Regions from separate parts of the Homo sapiens genome. Here region 2 is linked to region 1. A link is a contact called in ENCODE Hi-C data. All regions are on one chromosome and are shown on one strand. Each heading gives the region's core, a stretch centred on a gene start or an enhancer-like site at or near the end of the contact. The rest is flanking DNA. Distances are from core to core; before and after follow the strand shown. Region 1 has its middle 23 kb from the start of TILRLS. Region 2 overlaps LOC105379013 (a long non-coding RNA gene).

Region 1 (6,524 bases), core at 2,411-4,910:
CCTAGCCATGTTTCAGAACCATTAGAGGACATAATCAGAAACTTCAACATAAGCCCCAGGTCTTCTGCTTCTGTCAAAACACTTTTTAGTTGCTCTTACTTCTATATATATTAATCAGCCTCCAGCTGATTCAAGATTTATCATCAAAGAATCAGATTCTTTTCATTTTTATCAAATTAGGAATTAAATTTCCTTTGTGACACTTCTCTCTGAGACGTATAATGATTTCTTTTCTTTTCAGATATTGTATCACCTTCAATTCTGATAACCATAGAACACAGGGGATCTTTTATCATTTTTAAAAAATCATAAAGGATCTGAATCTTTTAAGTATAATCTTTTAAGTGACGAATTGTTTCAAATAAATCACTTAAATCCCTGATGTATTATAGGACTTGACATCAAAATTAAGTACTCAAAATATGCAAGCACAGTATTAGAAATGTCGCATGTATTAGAAATAGCCCACCTGCTCTAACATAAGCTAGGGTGGATGGCGAAGCCCACTCCCCCACCACACACACCACTGCCCCCTATACACAATCTTTCCCCCATATAACTTCCCAGGTGGATACAGAAGCGTCTCTGCAAAATTTGGCTAAAAACCGCTATCTAAATACAATTCAATTAGAAACAAGAAATAAAGAGTTCATCAGATACTTCAAAACAATATAAAGTTGTCGGTTTTATATTGCTGTAGGCTCAGATCCTGCCAACATGTTGAATGTCTAGTATATACCAGGCACTCTCCTTGGAGTCACATATTCCCATTAACATATATTCTTCCAGGCAGGGACCAGCTGATTTCTATATAATGCATTGCATTTCCAGCTGGGTCAATGCCTCTGTAGTGTGAATTATGTGGGAGCTATCACAGCTACAACTTTCATGAGCAACTTGTATTTTCTTCCCCAGGTATAGAAAAACCCAGCAGTCTTCCCAGGCTTCCTGCTTTGTGGATGATGGAATATGTTATAGTATGCTGAGATAGAATTGATAAAAATTACATAAGAAAAGTAGAATGAATATATATATGTATGTCTCTTTCCACTTTCTTTCAAAGCTATCCACAGTATTTTATCTAAATACAAACTGCAAAACAACGTAGGCCTTTTCCCTTTCATTTTATTGCATTTTTTCTCCCTGGAATAATTTCTGAGCTTAACTCCTGATTCTGTCATATAGTGTGGCTTTGTGACAACTGACAACTTATTTAACTTCCTGGAGCCTCGCCTTAAGAATGGAGTTATCAGCATCATCTGATTCAGAGAGTTGCTCTGGGGCTGAAATAAGGGAGAATCAATGTAAAATTCAGGGCGTTAATGCTTTTTTGTGTTAGATCACTTTCTACTCCTGGCCTTTCTTCAAGTGTAAGATTATCTGGACCATTATATCAACACCCTATCTTTGATGTACAAACATGTGAATTATCAGCTTTTCATCTCTCTGTCAGTAAATGGATACCCTATGCACATACAGAATGCACAAACATGAAAATGTCTACTTTAAATAACAATGGTACCAGCAGCACGGAGTCACATAATAGACAACATGTTTTAAAGTAAAGAATCCTCTTCCACGGAGTATTAATTTACCAGCTTTCTACATGCCAAGTTCCCAAAGCAGTCAAGAACATCTCAGACCTGCAGGCTTCATGTTTCCCCTAATGGGGTACTAATTGTTTTCACATAAATGCCCCCACTGTGCAAGCTCTCTATGTAGAATGAAAGTGGGTTGTGGAATGGTAAAAGTAAACCATCTTTCTGATGTCTACAATGTCATGCTTCAGAAGATTCTAGAAAAGGTCTAGCTGGAATTAAATATATTTATATTCAAAAGCTTTAGTATTTAACTTACAAGAATATCAATTGTGAGCCACCTTTCTAAAAAGTATCACCACTTCCCATAATATTTACTTCTTCCTAAAACAATTATGTTCTAAACACACACACACATACACACACACACGCACACTCTGTCTCTCTTTGATAAAAAGTATTTTCTCTGTGAAGGACTCTAATTTTGCATTTTCCTTATTTGCAACCCTGTTTAGGATTTTAAAATGAGGTGTTTTAATAGCGCCACCTGGTGGTAATGATCTACTTCAAGTACCCAACATAACTTCTCTTTCCTCACCTTTTCTCCTGTTTTGTGAGCTGTTTCTTTCATTTGTATTCATGAATCATTCCTTTGCATTAGTGTTGCTGAAGAAAGTAATGATTTTATCAAAACAAAGTAGGCTATTACAAAAAAACTAACAGAAGTGTTAATGTGAGCAGAACAGTAGAACCTGCACACTTAAGGGTATGCCACTCATCAGGGGAAAGAAATGTAACTAAAAATCAACAAAAGGCTGTGAAGAAACAAAAAGGGGAGAGGCAGTAACTCCAAAATGGGCTTTAGACAGAAAACTCACCTGATGTAGGGCATGTTGGCCAACATTTTCCTTTTATATATCTGCCACATTTTCTGCCTTGTGGCCAGTCTGAAAAAACTAAGCAGCCCAGTACAGCAGGCAAATGCTTCTCAGTCACAAACAATGGAATATTGAAGCCATTGATATTCCTCTCACAGCGGCAGGAACCATAGCAGGTGCTAAAGGAATTGGTTGTTTATGAAGAAATAATCAAATATTCCCTCCCTCCTTCCTTCCTTCCTTCCTTCCTTCCTTCCTTCCTTCCTTCCTCATTTCTGCCGCTTCTCACACAGCTACCAGCATCCCTCTCCCCAGGCATCAGAGTGCTACTTGGGGAAAATAATAATAATGTAGGATTTTTTTTCCCTAAATCACTTCAACTCCAAGGACCCATTAGCAACTTATGCCCCTTTACAGATCTCGCCAGTTGATCATCAAGAAAGGCAACTTTAGAGATGATGCAATCAGGGCAAAAAAAAAAAAAAAAGAACAAGTAACTGCAGATATCTTTTTAATTTTTTTTTTTTGTATGTACCTTTTTGAGAATTAGGTCATTAAATTCATTGAAAATTCCATTCTTCATCCAGCCTTTGAAAGTTCTCATCTTGTTCAACTTTGAAACAGATCATAAGGTGGATTCACATGGTGAAAAATGGGAGGGACAGAATGAAGACTTGACAACAATGAAGAGATAATGTCTACCTGGAGGCTAACCAATGGCACCCAGGCTGCTGAAAGAAATTCCTTCAGCAGGGGCCCAGGGAAGAAGCCTAATTTAAAGGTCAGAATCAGACACACAGACACACACGTACACACACACATGTACACACATTAATCTACACAATCACCAGAGCAATCATCTAGCCCATTTGCATCAGCATAAGGTTTCACCTAAACTCTCTGCACTGACCTTTTATGGAAGATGTTTGCTTTCTAGGGCCTGAGACCTGGGACCAGCTCCCAGAGACGAGGGTACAGGGGAAAGGACCTGAAAGTCAAGTTTTATGGAAGATGAAATGGAGAGAAAAAAAATATTTGTTTATTGGTGATTTTAGTTAACGGGAACAATAGCTTTGCATTGACAGACAATAAGTGAGGGGAAAATAGTGGTGGGGTGGCGGTGTGAGGAAGCCGACATGGATAGAGCAGCCAAAGGAAGCTCTGAATAGGCTCTGGAAAAAACTACAACCCAACAAACTATTCCATGACTGTAAGGCGCTGGAAGCCTGCCAAAGTCAGACATACATTCTCACTGACCTTTTTAGACCTGATTGACTCCCAATCAGACTATGAAGACTGTGACCGAGGAGTGAATTCCTGTTCCTTCCTGGTGATCCTGCATTACTTTCCAGTAAGTTCTCTCATGGTCCAATTGTTCTTTTATCTGCACAGGAAGGGAATGTGTGATTCCTTTTGGAAACTGGAGTACTGTGGGAGCCAGGCCCACTCTCCTGGCTGCTGGAGATCTGAGCATACCCAGGTCTGGAAAGAAGCCAAGTCATGGGGACTGTGATGCAACAGCTCACCTTACCACCAGGCTAGATGGTAGCTTTGACTTTCTAAGACCCAATAGCCTGTTAGTGACCATCAAACAGAAATTGTCATAACTTCAATGGTATAAAACTGGGTTCAGGAAACTACAGATTGTGGGCCAAGTCAGACCTATACCTATGTTTGTAAATAAACCTTTATTGGAACACAGCCACACTCGTTTATTTAAGTATCCTCTACCACTGCTTTCGCACAACAAGGGCAGAGTTGAGCAACTGCAACAGAGACCATTGGCCTACAAAGCCAAAATAATTTACTATCTTGCCCTTTACAGAAAAAGGTTGCTGACCTCTGGTTTAAAAGCAGGATCATTAAGAGAAGGCTGTGTGATATGCCAGAAGGACCATGAGAAGGGGCCTCCAAAGGCCTGGTTCTAGTGCCGCTGTCTGTTAGAAACGATCTAGATCTGTAACACTGAGTGAACTTGAATGTCTCTTCTAGCTGCAAAAGATACACAAATTCTGTAGTTTAAGCGATTGGTAATGCACAGGGTTTCAGATATCCATTTCACTGTCCAATACTCTCCATTCCCAAAAGAAATGTCATTTTTCTATTTGTAATCCAAAGATGGTGGTATATAAAATAATTACACTGGAATCCATACTTTGTGCTTACACAGAAAGAAACATACACACATGCAGGCACAGACACATGCACACACACTCACACAAATGCAAACATACACACACACACTGGAGCAAGCCTTCCAGCTCACTGCTCTGAGCGTAGGGTTTCATGCTCAAGATCCTTGCACTGACCTACAGGAAAGACAAGTGTCTTCTAGGGACTCACCACTTGATTGAAGAAAGCTGCTGTGTCTAGGGCCTCAACATCTGCAAAGCTGTAATCAAAACATTACTATTCAGTTACCATCTAAGACACAGCTGTAGAATTATGGAGAAATGTTTTATCAAAACTAAGCAATTGTCTGAGTCTGTCTCCTGACTGAAGAAAGAAGAATGCCTAATTCACAAAACACTTCATACTTTATAGCACATTTACATACAATATAATGGATGCCACCCTATTTACTTGTTTTCTATACCATCTTTATTTAGTGTTTATTTTATGAGCCTTGCAAATAGTTTCCAAACATCTCTAAATCTAAGAAAAAGTTAACTGAGTAAAGCTGATTTTTTTTTTTTTTTTTTTTTGAGACGCAGTCTCACTCTGTCGCCCAGGCTGGAGTGCAGTGGCGCAATCTCGGCTCACTGTAAGCTCCACCTCCCGGGTTCACGCCATTCTCCTGCCTCAGCCTCCCAAGTAGCTGGGACTACAGGCGACTGCCACCACACCTGGCTAATTTTGTGTGTGTGTGTGTATTTTTAGTAGAGACGGGGTTTCACCATGTTAGCCAGGATGGTCTCGATCTCCTGACCTCGTGCTCCGTCCGCCTCGGCCTCCCAAAGTGCTGGGATTACAGGCGTGACCCACCGCGCTGGCCGAGTAAAGCTGATTTTAAATAAGCTGTCTTAGTCTGGGTTCTCTCCAAAAGCTGGGCCTGAGACAAGAGTTTACTTTGGGAAATGATTCCAAAGAACAGGAGGAAAGAACAAGGCAGACTGAAACAGGGGGAGGGAAAGCCAATCCAGAGGTCTTTTACTGAGCTGATCACTGGTATAGGCAAGTGAGGCGCCCCCCTCTTGGGATGCTTTGGGTTGCCTTGCCGAATGAGTCCCTCGTATGTCTTTCTAAGGGATGCCAAGGGAAGTACTATCGTCAGCTCCCATCATTGCCCCCATGGGGTTTTCATTCATTCCCACTTGTGGTGTGTGCATAGGGCAGAATGGCTAACCCGGTTTCTGCAAAGTCAACAACAGCCTCAGAGAAGCCCCAGGTCAGAAAGCGAGAGTTTGGTGGTGCAGCTGAAGGGAGAGGCTGATAGGTTACAATCACACAGTTATCACAGCAATGCCTGGAGTCAAAAGGTAGGCTAAGAGGATGTAAGAAAGGGTACAAGAAGTGATCCATACAGCATGAAATCCTTAAATTGTACTACTCCATCCTCCCAACATGCCATCAGTTAGGTAAGTGTAACTGCAATATTCCCTCAACATCATATATGCCTCTGCCACATCCTGGGCACCTGAAATAGAGATGAAGACACTGTTTTTGTGCTAATGAACCATTTTAATGCATTCAGATCAACACTGTCAGTTAACAGGAGAACACAGACAGATTCTCGTACTTACAATGGATGGGTAGCAGTGAATGGAGGTCAACATAAAGGAAGTCTTCAGAATGAACGTAAAGCCTGAGAGTTGTTTCAAAGGACCAATAGGTGTTGTCTAGGAAGTAAAGCAGGAAGGAAGATTGAATAGCCTGTGCAGAGTCATGCAAGTTGGAGAAGTCAAAATGTGTGCAGGAAAATGCAAAATACCATTAGTAAGGTTAAAATAGAAATACATGTGGGGAAATGGTCAACCATGAAGTGGAAGAGGTAGGCAGATCCCAGACCATGAACACTGGATTCCATCCTAAAAACATTCAACTCCAACCTATCGACAGTAGAGGAACATGGAAGACTGTAAAGGAGGAGAGAGTAATTCAGTTTGCT
Region 2 (6,524 bases), core at 2,352-4,851, 1.2 Mb before region 1:
AATGACTGGTTATCCAAGGTAAAGGATTCTGATGGCTCTGCATAAATGACTTTGAGATCATACCACTGGACTGAGTAAGAATTTCCAGAATTCTAGTGGAGAGGCTGATGGGTTCATAAAACTGCTAACCCAAGATAGAGCAGAACAAAAATAAGTTATCATCTGGGACTGAATGAACTGATGAAGATTGATTATAATTTTTATGGGTTTTATTTTTGTTTGGAACATTGCTGGTTCTTTAATATTCCATTTTCTGAATATAAAGAATTCCTTTCTCTTTTCTCTTAACCTATTTATAATTGACAATTTAGTAGATTATATCTTATAAACAAGAATGAAACATTTATATTTTTCTCCCTACCTAATCCCTACAGAATTCAGAAACTCATATTGAATATTCTTATTTTTATGGTGATACAGTTTTTTGCACAGGTTCCATAAGTATCTATTCTCCTTGTAACCGGACATAATTGAGGAAATTAGTTATATCACCAAGGCTTTAACTGAAATGTCGTATTTGAGAATGATGTGCATAGAAACAGACATGACTAGGCAGTTTTAAGGAACTAAGGTTGACTTTGTGGAGCCAGTGTTCACAAAGCCCTCTTAGCAAAACTGACCTTGTACCTGGCTTACAGTGTCCCCCGCCTCACAGATGAGTAATGAAGATCACTTCCTGGCAGGCCCAGGAGCTTTAGAATGCTTTGGATACCTCAACAGGAGAGGATTTCACCCAAATCTATAGGTACTGCAGATAAAGTTCTGATGACAAGTTCTTGGCTTGGCCTCCTAGCCAAGAAAGGCTTTTAAAAGTCCAGTCTGAGATTCCTTATAAAACTTCCAGCAAAGCAAACTTTAAAAGGCCTGTGTGGTCAATTACAATTCTTGCTTCATTTATTACATGATCAGGACATATTTAACGAGGCTAGGCTTATTTTGTAAATAAGAGTAATCTTACTTTATCTTTTATAAAAATGGAGGTGATTGAAGAGAGAAATTTTATGTTTCAATGGAAAATTATAACACCCCTTGTGAGTTAGCAGATTGTCGTTCTGTTGATTGTCTTTGAGCTATTTTTCATCTCTTCTAAACTGGATTCTACCATCTTGCACATTTTGTCAATAATTAACACTTTCATTTTTCCCCCATTCTCCTGACTTGTTATCACTGAGAACTAGCACTGCCTATTTCTTGAAGCTCTGAGTGCTGAAGCTGGACAACTTGATATAGCTTCAAAAGATTGATAACCACCACAACAATGTGGGATACCCAGCAAGTTTACCAGAACATGTGCATCTTCCATGCCCTGCTCCAGCAAATAACCATTATTGTGACATTCTCACTACCATCTTCACTCAAGAGGCTTCAGACTCAACATCTAGAAAACTTCTCAACTGGACTGGCTGCCTTCTATACTCAGAAATTGGTTCTGCTCGGTTCCAACCTTTAATCTTCATTTTTCTGTCCCTTTGCAGATCTCTTACCTCACAATTTCCAACATCAATCACTCTCCACAGCAATCAAACTCACTTTTTTTTTTTTTTTTGGTGAAATGTCCAGAATAGTTTCAGATGAAGGACATGTGGGGACCCACTTGGACCCCTAGACGTGATATAAAGATAATTTTTAAATGAAAATGTTGGAGCTAAAGAAGATTCAAAAAGAAATCTTATCTGAAATTCTCTTATCTGATTAAGTTAGAGTCTCCAGAAAATACAGCTGCCACTAACCCTCCTCCTAGGAAGTGTCCTACAAATTCAGCTGACATGGAAATAGACTGCCCGTTTCCACTAGCATAAAAAAAAAGTCCAGTAGAACCTTCCATACTTTCCCTAACCACTCTCCCTCCTTCTTGGTTAAGTTTGGTATATAACCTTTTTTCCTCTGGCTAATGGGTGAGTTACTTATTACTGAGTATTCCTGCCTGTAAGTATAAATAAATCATGTCTTTTCTCCTCTTTTTTTGGAGGGGGGAGGGTGGGGGGTGGAGTTTCACTCTTGTCGCCCAGGCTGGAGTACAATGGTGCGATCTTGGCTCACTGCAACCTCTGCCTCCCGGGTTTAGGTTATTCTCCTGACTCAGCCTCCCAAGAAGCTGGGATTACAAGCATGCACCACCACTCCCGGCTAATTTTTTTTTTATTTTTTGTAGAGATGGGGTTTCACCATGTTGGCCAGGCTGGTCTTGAACTCCTGACCTCAGGTGATCCACCTGCCTAAGCCTCCCTGGGATTACAGGTGTGAGCCACCATGCCCAGCCATCTTTTCTCCTCTTAATCTGTCCATCATCACTTAATTTGTGAACCCCCTACCACTGGATTCAAGTTGCAAGAAGAAAAATTTACCCCCCAATAGTTTCCTCTCTGCTTACTGTCAGCAGCATTCTCTGTCGTGACTACAAAATTATCTATTCCTGTATGTGTGTGTGCACACACGCATGTGTGTATTTACAGAGACCTGGCAGCCCAGTGGGTTGTGACTGAATGCCTTTAGGAATTTCCTTGGGGAATCAAAGCTTATTAAAGTAGAAACACTTCCCAGAAGATCAGAAATCTATCTTCAAACCAAGCTTGTTCCCCTGCTTATTGCATCATCAGACCAGGCGGCTTAAAATAAATAATCTATTCAAAGCGAACCAATTACAAAACTCACCTTTCAACTCTTAGTTTTGGGAAATGGACTGGAAGGACTCCTTCAATGGTAACTTGACCATGCTGTCTCTCTGATGACATCGTCTTGGAATGCTGATAAACTTCTTTTAGTATACACTTTAGGGAGAAGACAGTTGTCTAAATTAATGACAATCCTTGACAGTTGTGAGCTTTTGTGTCTGGTGGACTGGAATCCTTTCCTAACTCAATCACTTTTTAGTTTTGTAATCTTGAGCAATCCTTTAGCCTTTTTGAGGCTGCCTCAGTTGGCAAGGTGGGAGAAATAACACTTAACTTGAAAGATTTGGGGGGAGCATAGGATGAGATCAATGTATGCACTGGTTCTTTTCTTTCCGTCTTCTCTTTAAAGTTCTTATGAAATTATTTTGGCCACAAAATTATTAATAATACTTTATAGGCAGCAAATGACACAGCTGTTCCCCCATTATAACACACACCATCCTCCAGTTACTTGATATTCTTCACCTATTTTCCTGCTTCCCTTATTCTGGAAAAAAGATCGTACACACTTTATGTGGACAGAAAACAGTTTCTCCTATGAAAACCAAATAAAAAAGAAAAGCAGAACGTAACGTTTATTTTTGGCCAATTACTAAATTTTAAAAACCTTCCCTCTTTGATTTCATGAAGGTTTTCTAGTGTTCCCTTTAGCTTGTGTCTGATATGGAGTCTGGATCCCTTTCTCTGTCTTTTTCTTGCATGTCTAAATCTCATTATAGCTGGCTCTATCACCATGACCTGAGCCACCCTGAGTCTGGACTGACTGCATCAGGCAGTAAACAGGCCAAGATCTTTCTGGTCAGAGCTTGGCAGCACGAATTTAGGAAGATGCCAACATTGTTGCCAAATGGATGGCTCATATTTTCCATCTTTGTCTTTGTGGATGCCAGTCATGTGTTCCCTGTGGTGCCCAAATTGTGCAACAGACACTGGAGGCTCTGCGCCAGCACAAGGGCCTCGGATGGGGTTAGGCCTTCCTGATGGGCATAGGCCTGGATTGAGCCAGTGGATATATGTTCAGCCTGAATAATCAGCTATGGTGGGCTAGACAAAGGCTTGGCTGGGTATATGAAATCAGAAGCGAAGGCTGAGAGCGGCCCTAGGAAAGGAAAGATGGGATGGGTCAGAAGGGGGAACTTGGGTTGGCACTGATTGTTGAGGTGGGTATGGCCACCAGGCTGGGCTCAGAAGGATAGAAGTTGAGGAGTCAGGTAAGGCCACAGCTTGGATATAGCTAAAGACAATAACTAAGATCATTCCAGATGCTTCTCAAGGGAGATGTGGTGCTGATGGAGGCTTCCATTCACTGAAGCATGGCTTAGAGTTTCTCCCAGCAGCTCCGCTATGGGGAAATCAATCTACCTGTTTTCTCTAAGACCTGGTGTGCAGTGGGCCAGGGCAAGGAAAGGGGGATACTGGTTCCATTGGAACAAAAGCTGAGTATTCTTTGGGTCAGGGCCACTGAGTCTGGGTAAGCAGTGCTGTCTCCTGAGCTGGACTCTGAGGGAATCTAGATTTCTATTCATTCTTAGGGCTTGGAGAAAGGTCCCTGCCATGCGATATCTAATCAGAATGTGGATATGAGAAAATTAGTGATTTAGGAAAAGTGTTCTTCAATTTACATCTGTATCCATGTGAGAAGGAAAGAGGAAGAGGAAGAGGAAGAAGAAAAAGTAGAAGAAGGAGAAGGAGGAGGAGGAGGAAGAATCACTGTCCTAGAGTATATCAACAATTGTGAAACCCCTAAATCAATTTATTAGCCCCAGATCTGGAGCTTCTCTTGACCTGTAGTTGGTCCCTCCACCTGGTTTGTGGCTTATAGAACCCTAGGGATGGCATATAGTGGTCAGGGGGAGGAGAGCAGGTGAATGATGGGGAGGCACTACCATGAGATCTTCAGCCCCCTGTTGAAGGGGTACATATCTCTCAGGACGCCCCAACATCTTCCAGAACTCTTTCCAGAACTTATTCTGAAACTCTTCTGAGTCCTCTAAGCATCCCTAGGAAGGACGTTTCTGGTCTAGATAGCAGGTGAGATCCTTCCTTTGCTTTAGAGAAATGAGGTCAGGAAGCTTCTATGACCTCTTTGGTAGTAATGTCCACACAGAGAGTAAAACGAGGTTGTTGGATTGCAGGAGGCAGGGCTTGGATGTCCTGGAAGAGTGCCACATCTTTCCTTAGAGCTGCTTTTTGTTCTGATACTGAGGTGGCCATCACTGGCCCCAGACCCTGTGGCTCAGCCACGTCCCAACAAAGTGTCATTCTAGAGGGAGAGACGGCCTTCCTGAATGACTACATTCTAGTTCCTGAAGCCTGCCCTTGACTTTTTCTTGATTAACTTCCCTGAGACTTTAGGAACATTATATGCACTAAGTACATAAATTAAAAGTCTGCATGTAATAGTCTCTTAATAGGCAAATAAGTCTTAGTCCCAAAATGGAAAAATATTGCCCTACAGTACGTCTGAAAAAAACACACAAGCAAACCTGAGCCTAAACCAAACAAATAAACACCCTTGGCGTCTTCAAACTTTGCTATAAACAAACAAGAGACCTTGCAATTCTCAGCAGAAATGTCTTGTGCACATCAAAGCAAGATATAGGTGCTTAAAGCTTGTCATGGGTACTGTAATACCTTCTGGATGTGAGGCTACGTGCAATGTAGGGTGAGGGGAAATGTGTAATATCTGTGGCCCAGGCGAAAATGACCTCATCTATCTGTATCATCTCCACCCACAAAGCGCTTCTTAGATTGAATTATCCAGGTGATTGCTTTATCTCTCCACCATGCATTCCACATATAAAATTATCTTAACATTAAACACTGTGCCATTCTTAAAAATGGAACCCAAGCTCTTATAGCATTTTACAAATCTATAGTTTGATTTGTACTTCCTAGAATTATTTTTTTATAACATCGCTTTTTAAAAAATTCTCAAGAGTGTTGATTTGCGAGGCTGAGCTCCCTCAGGAATAGACTGACCTCCAGCAACTGTTCATTCCACCCCTAGTAGGAGCTTGAATAATGACTGAGTGACAAAGTGTCCCATTCAGTTATTATTCAACTATATTAAATTGCTAAAGTTGGTAATTGGAGCATATCTTATTACAAAGGCAAAAGTTCAACATTTTTCCCCAGGCACAATAGGCTTGCACATTTGAAAACTTCTGGTCTGGTAAGGAATAAGATGTCAGGGCATGGAGCATGCAACAAATTAAACAGGGGAAAATATATTAGCCAAACCCAGGCACAATTACCAAGCATTACTTTGAAGATATTTACCAATCTCAAGCTCTTTTAATAGGGATGGGAGAGATAAAGTAGAAGGGGATCTTGAAAATAAATCAGTATTCCTAAGCTCTAGGAGGCTGACACAATTGAAAACTGTCATTTAAAATATACTGGGGGCTAATAATAGAAGGTAAGTACAGGTTATTTACAACCTACTGTTTATCCACATTGGTTGGCACTCATGCTGTATCAATTATTGAATATTTTGAAATCTGATTTTATTAAAACTCATTTGGATCTACAGTTATAGGCTATGTATTGGAAGTATCATTTGGGGTCTGACTGAGATGTCCAAGTTTTTCTAAAATGGTACTGCACAGAAGGAGCAGTTTTACTGAGACAATAGGAGCTTTGGGTACCTGTGTGAATGTGGTCACACCAAGTTACTGCTTCAAAGAACAAGAAACGAATGCTGTGAGAACTGCAGAGACCACAGCCTATAGTGGTATTCCCCAAATGGGCCTGATCAGAAGACTCATTTGGGGGCAGTTGTTTAATAATTTAGATTCCCAGGTACCTTCTCTGGAGATTATGATTACTAGGTCTGTCTAGGGGAGGCCT

What was found. Hi-C counts contacts between places; a loop is a spot of excess contacts on that map. Pooled maps may share reads with other maps.
Region 2: a map of heart right ventricle shows a loop between it and region 1 (4-fold over the local background). The contact joins two enhancer-like sites. A Hi-C loop is called at or near these places in 13 of 168 maps with a recorded cell type or tissue (CD8-positive, alpha-beta T cell, cardiac septum, gastrocnemius medialis and 6 more), 3 of 37 single-sample maps with no recorded cell type and 17 of 50 pooled maps.

What each region holds. Positions count from the first base shown.
Region 1 is chr5:67,241,812-67,248,335 of GRCh38, reverse strand. No RefSeq gene overlaps it. Among named protein-coding and RNA genes, the nearest start is that of TILRLS, 23 kb to the left of the region's middle. Within about 2 kb of position 3,660, at least 7 of the 41 ENCODE cell types and tissues checked have a DNase peak (open chromatin) inside an H3K27ac peak, as active enhancers do; they include heart right ventricle, where a contact is called at or near this core.
Region 2 is chr5:68,446,593-68,453,116 of GRCh38, reverse strand. The region is part of intron 3 of LOC105379013 (a long non-coding RNA gene); the gene reads left to right. Among named protein-coding and RNA genes, the nearest start is that of PIK3R1, 230 kb to the right of the region's middle. RefSeq lists enhancers at 461-755, 501-795. Within about 2 kb of position 3,601, at least 7 of the 41 ENCODE cell types and tissues checked have a DNase peak (open chromatin) inside an H3K27ac peak, as active enhancers do; they include heart right ventricle, where a contact is called at or near this core.